Linked DNA regions of Homo sapiens: region 1 is linked to region 2. A link is a contact called in ENCODE Hi-C or POLR2A ChIA-PET data. All regions are on one chromosome and are shown on one strand. Each heading gives the region's core, a stretch centred on a gene start or an enhancer-like site at or near the end of the contact. The rest is flanking DNA. Distances are from core to core; before and after follow the strand shown.

Region 1 (2,700 bases), core at 43-2,542, 5.9 Mb after region 2:
TGGATCACAAAGGTGGTCTCTGTCGAAGATCAGAGAGACTGAGGGTCTACTGGACATCACAGGCCATTATCATTTGGGCCAAGATCCACCCATCCTCTTTATTTTCTCACTCTCTCTCAAGAGGAGACTCCTCCGGGGTTTAGAAAAGCTGCATGGATGCACCTCTCCACTTTTCTGCACAAGTATGCCTTCCATTTCACAGAAGTGTTATCTGTTAGAAATCCCAACAGATAGCTGATGAGGACAGAGCCTGAGCACTTCTGAATTGCTCTGCCAATTTCTCAACCTAATTTCCCTAAAGCTTAAGGGCCTCTTAGAGTGTATACAACATCTATTTCCAAATTTTGTCCTGGCCCTGGCCCAGCCCAGCCAAGCCCAGCCCAGCATAGGTGTGCTGTTAAAACTTAATCAGGAGAAAGGGATTCTTATCCTGGCCCTACCACTTAGTAGCTGTGTGACCCTGGGTAAGTCATTTACACTTTTCAGTCTCGGTTTCCTCATCTGCAAAATGGAGATAGAAATATCAACCCGAAGGGCTATTGTAAGAATTATATGACAAAAAGTGAAGGCTCTTTGTACAGTGCTAGGCTCATAGTGGCTGCTCATTCGCTCATCCATTCCTTCGTTCCTTGAATTCACCAAGCCTTCTCCATCTTCCTAGCTCCCCCTTGTCATCGCCTCTCGAAACCTTTTCCCCCCAAAAGGTTGCCTTCCAGTTATCTTCCTTCCATCCCACCTCCATTTTTCCAGACTCTCCGGATCCTCTCAATCAGAAGCAACACAGACACCTACATCCCTCTTCTCCCCCATATTCTCCTTACCTGGCGACCGGGCCCCCAGCACAGCAGTGGCAGCAGCAGCCGCTGCCGCAAACAAGCTCCCCCAGGACAGCTCCAGCCCGGAGTCCACCTGAGCCATTTGTCCCCGCCCCCTCCCTCAGCCCTGCTCCAGGATTGGGCCGTTTCCGTCAGTACTCTCTCTGATTGGCTGTCCCGGTTTCGCCCGAGCAGGAGATGGGGAGTGAACCCCTTTACTGCCAATCAGCGGTTGCCGCTGCCTAAGCCTCTCCCCAGGTACGCCGCTCACGCCGTAAGCCCTCCTGTTGGACCTAGCGGAACTCCGGGTTTGGAGTCAACCTCTTAGGGGCGGAGAAAAAAACAGCGGAAAAAAAAAAAAAAAAGAAGACTCCCTTCAGCTGAGGGCAGGGCTCTGCGCCCGCGCTGCGCGGCGGTGACGACATTCGCCCGCGTCCGCAGCTGAGCGTTATGAGCGCCTGCGCAGTGGCTCCGAGCGGGCGGTTGCTTGTTGGTTGTTGTAGTAACCGGGGAAGCAGCCGTCGGCGGCTGCCCTGAGCCTTCCTGGGGAAGGAGGAGGGAGGTAGGCGCAGAGCGCGGTCCACGCCTGCTCGCCCCGAACCATGGGAAGATGAGACAGGTAAACGCCTGCGCCCGCGCGCTTCCCTACCCTAGGGAGGAGCATTCCCGGGTCCGGGCTGGCGCCTGCAGCAGGACTTCCCGCTCAGAGCCCGGGAGTAGCTGTTGGCTTCCGGGCGCGCCGCGTTGAATCGCGGCTGCGGGGTCGTCCCGTCCTTCCCGGGGGGAGCATCTGCGGACCTACGTGGGATTGGGGTGAGCTGGGGGTGGGGCTGAGAAGCAGATTCCTTTCGGGAGAGGAGTCTCCTTAGGTGAGTATCTCTACTCTTCTTCCGATAGACCTGTTTCTCCCCGCTCTGCAGGCAGCCTAGGAGAGGTTGGCATCCCTTCCCGTTTGGAGGTTTTGTTTGTTTAAACTTAAAGGGCTTCCCAGCATTTTGGGAAAGATCAAGAAATCCCGTTGAGAATCCCCTGAAGAAAGCCATTGAAGTTGTTAGACATTGCCTATTGCGCCGAAGATCTTTGATCATTATCGGGGTCTGTTTTTTTTTTGTCTTATTTACAGTCTCATCGTATTTATGAATGCATGGAAAAGTTAAGAAGGATTGACAGCAAGTAATTATCGCTGAGTAATTTGGGATTATGGTCATTTAAACATGTTTCTTTTATTTGTAGTTCCTATTTCTTCTTCTGACACACACAACGAACATGTACTTTTTTACTTTAGAAAAAATATTTTAAGTTAGAAATGCAGTGTTGGAAATTTCCTAATTTCATCGTCTATTTGAGAGTCGTACCAAACTTTGTGATTTTTAGGAAGAATAATTTTTAAGAGTGGAAGGGCATTCCTCCCCTCCCCCACCTATTTATATGGACCTTTGATTCAAGAGAATATATTCATCTTTCGGTTCATTGTTGAATTTATTTTACTGGAAACATGATGGCATCTTGTCAGCGTGCTTGTCATAGAGTCTAAATAAATGTTGGCAGGGGTTTTTTGTTGTTTTTTTTTTTTTGAGACGGAGTTCACTCTTGTTGCCCAGGCTGGAGTGCAATGGCGCGATCTTGGCTCACCGCAACCTCCGCCTCCCGGGTTCAAGCGATTCTCCTCCCTCAGCCTCCCGAGTAGCTGGGATTACAGGCATGAGCCAGCACACCCGGCTAATTTTTTGTATTTTTTTTTTTTTTTTTTAGTAAAGACGGGGTTTCTCCATGTTAGTCAGGCTGGTCTCGAACTCCCGACCTCAGGTGATCCGCCCGCCTTGGCCTCCCAAAGTACTGGGATTACAGGCGTGAGCCACCCTGCCCGGCCTGCAAGGGTCTTAAA
Region 2 (2,700 bases), core at 4-2,503:
TGCAACTCCACATTCCAGGCACTTCTCAAAAATGGGGTGCACTGGGTTCTACATAAAAGCATTAAAGCGAAGTTAAGCAATCTCTTTATGCCTAAGTTTCTAGGTCTACCAACCTTATCGGGACAACGCGGGAGTTAATATGGAGGGCTGTGTTTTACACCCACTTTGAAAGCACGGCATTGTCTGTTTCTAAAGAATTGTAAACTTTCATGTGTTACATTACAGAAATCTGAACGGAGAGGATTAACCAAATACCATTTGGACTTAAAAGCAGCTTGAGGCCGGGCGCGGTGGCTCATGCCTGTAATCCCAGCACTTTGGGAGGCCGAGACGGGCCGATCACGAGGTCAGGAGATCGAGACCATCCCGGCTAACACGGTGAAACCCCGTCTCTACTAAAAATACAAAAAAATTAGCCGGTGTGGTGGCGGGCGCCTGTAGTCGCAGCTACTCGGGAGGCTGAGGCAGAAGAATGGCGTGAACCCGGGAGGCGGAGCCCAGATCGCGCCACTGCACTCCAGCCTGGGCGACAGAGCAAGACTGTCTCAAAAAAAACAACAAAAAACAGCTTGAAACCTCTTCCAGCCACTCTCCCAGAGTGACGGACATGCAGAAATCTGTATTCCAGCCTCAATTCAAGACAGCCTTCTAGCTGCAGTCCCATTTTCAACATTTCATCAGTGAAAATCCTTTCATTTAAAAAATACTTCAGTGCCTTAGTCTTCTCACCACAACAAAACCACACAGCTGTGGCATGGTTGAAAAAAGAACTCGAACATCTAGGAGCTCCCTGCTTTGAGGGCAAATTTAAATTGCAAGCAGCAAGAGCTAAGGAAAGGCCAGGTATTTCTGCAAAGCTAAGTTTCTCCTAATTAGTAATCTTCTGGGTGTCTAAGAAAAACTTTAGATACAAGAAGGGTTGCCACTTTTCTCAGGAGACTCTTCTGGGAGAGATGATGATGAACCGAACGCCAAGGACTTAGCAGGGGCGAACGACGTCAACAGATGTCCCTCCAGACTCCGGCACCAGCCGGCCGAGCCCAAACGAGTTCTCGCCCCCGACCCCACCCACCGCGGGAGCAGGGTTCGGTCACTCGCAGTGTCAGAGAGGCCCACATCCTCCTAAATTTCCGGCCCTCCCAAAACTTCCGTCTTCCCTAGGTCCAACGGGGTGGACCCAAGGCCCAGGGGCGTCCCCGGAAGTGACGTAGGACGCGCCCTCCATTTTGTGGAGCGCCAGAGCTGCTAAGTGCGTCAGTTGTGGAGTGGCGTAGACGAGTTAAGTCCTGGTCTGCGTGGAGGTCGACGACTCCGTCGCAGACTACGGACCTGTCTGGGTCTCAGCCGCCAAAGACCCCGTCCGGTAGGTGAGTGGCTCACTTTGAGGGCAAGCCTTCTCGGATCGAGGCTTCTTCATGGCCGCTCAGATCGTGAGCGGCCGGGGCTGCTCTCTTTGCGGAGGATGGCGTCTAATGAGCGCAGTTGATTCGAGGTGGGCGCTGGGGCACGTCTCCCTTTTGGCATACTGTTTGAGGGGTACTGAGGTGAAAGGGCGGTCACTGTTCGGGTCGTTTTTACACAGCGGTTGTGCGCCCGTCCCTGCCAGTCTTAATGTCTTCATCTCCTGGACACGTAGAATAGTGGGCCGGGATCTCCCTGACTTTGCTGGCGATGCGGCTGGGCCTTTTGTAGGGCGGCCGCAGTGACCCCCGAGAAGGGGGTTGCTGGGAGGAGAAGGGAAGAGGGAATTTGGCACGCGCAGCTCTGCTGCCTTTGATTCCACCGCCGCCATTTTGTGGCCGCAGAGCGCCCGCCCGCTGCTGTTGGCGCAGGCGCGGTCGAGGCGTCGCGAGATTCTGGCTTCCACCCGCTGTGACGCGCCCGCGAGGCCGCCATTGGGCTGGCTTTGCGGAGGGCGCGGGCGGCTCCGCCCGCACTTCTCGGCCTTTCCTAACTGCGGCAGATGGGAGGGGGCCGGAGAGCCCGGAGAGTGTGCGGCTGCGCAGTTGGAAAGGTGGCAGTGGGCGTTGCGGTTGCTGCGGTCTGGGCCCAGTAGCGGACCGTGTTGGGAGGGAGCTGGGTTTTCATTTTGTCTGCAGGTAACCTGGCCTCATTAGAGGCTCTGTTGGCAATCTCGTTCATAACATCACTGTGTAAACATTTTATGCCGTTGATGTTTTTGATTGTTTAATCAGGCGTTTCTCTGTGACAGTCATTGCTATTATCTCGATTGAATTACTTTCTAATAGGAAGTACTAGCCGGACATCATGAGTGGCTGTCGGGTATTCATCGGGAGACTAAATCCAGCGGCCAGGGAGAAGGACGTGGAAAGATTCTTCAAGGGATATGGACGGATAAGAGATATTGATCTGAAAAGAGGCTTTGGTTTTGTGGTAAGTATTTAGAACTGGGTGAATTATCTGCTAAGTAGGTAGAGTTTTGATAAGCAGTTGTTTTCGATCTTGAGTCCGGGTGGAATATTTGCCTTCAGAAAATGTTACCCAGCCTTATGTCTGAATTTTATTGAGGCTGAAAACAACTTTAACTTGCCGGCTCACTGGAACCCCACTCCCAGTGGCTCCTTGATTAGGTTTGACTGTATGGCAGTGTCGTTAAGATACTCTTCCCATTCTGTCTCCTGATTTCAGTGCTCTTAATGTGTTGTAGAATACTCTTCTAAAGCCAATGTTAAGAGTCTT

The links. Hi-C counts contacts between places; a loop is a spot of excess contacts on that map. ChIA-PET counts read pairs that join two places held with the same protein, here RNA polymerase II (POLR2A). Pooled maps may share reads with other maps.
Region 1: a map of CD8-positive, alpha-beta T cell shows a loop between it and region 2 (27-fold over the local background). The contact joins the promoter of TTLL5 here to the promoter of SRSF5 in region 2. A Hi-C loop is called at or near these places in 1 of 168 maps with a recorded cell type or tissue (CD8-positive, alpha-beta T cell) and 7 of 50 pooled maps. POLR2A ChIA-PET finds 5 or more read pairs at or near these places in 1 of 52 experiments (activated T-cell).

Annotation. Positions count from the first base shown.
Region 1 is chr14:75,659,954-75,662,653 of GRCh38, forward strand. It overlaps TTLL5 (tubulin tyrosine ligase like 5), which reads left to right and starts at 1,293. Exons shown (of 32, transcript NM_015072.5): 1 at 1,293-1,434. It overlaps ERG28 (ergosterol biosynthesis 28 homolog), which reads right to left and starts at 923. Exons shown (of 5, transcript NM_007176.4): 1 at 822-923. RefSeq lists a silencer at 985-1,034 and an enhancer at 1,145-1,364.
Region 2 is chr14:69,765,889-69,768,588 of GRCh38, forward strand. It overlaps SRSF5 (serine and arginine rich splicing factor 5), which reads left to right and starts at 1,254. Exons shown (of 8, transcript NM_001320214.2): 1 at 1,254-1,367; 2 at 2,250-2,394. The coding sequence starts at 2,269. LOC100289511 (a long non-coding RNA gene) reads right to left here and starts at 1,825. Exons shown (of 1, transcript NR_029378.1): 1 at 395-1,825. RefSeq lists enhancers at 1,121-1,170, 1,211-1,260, 1,370-2,134, 2,131-2,180.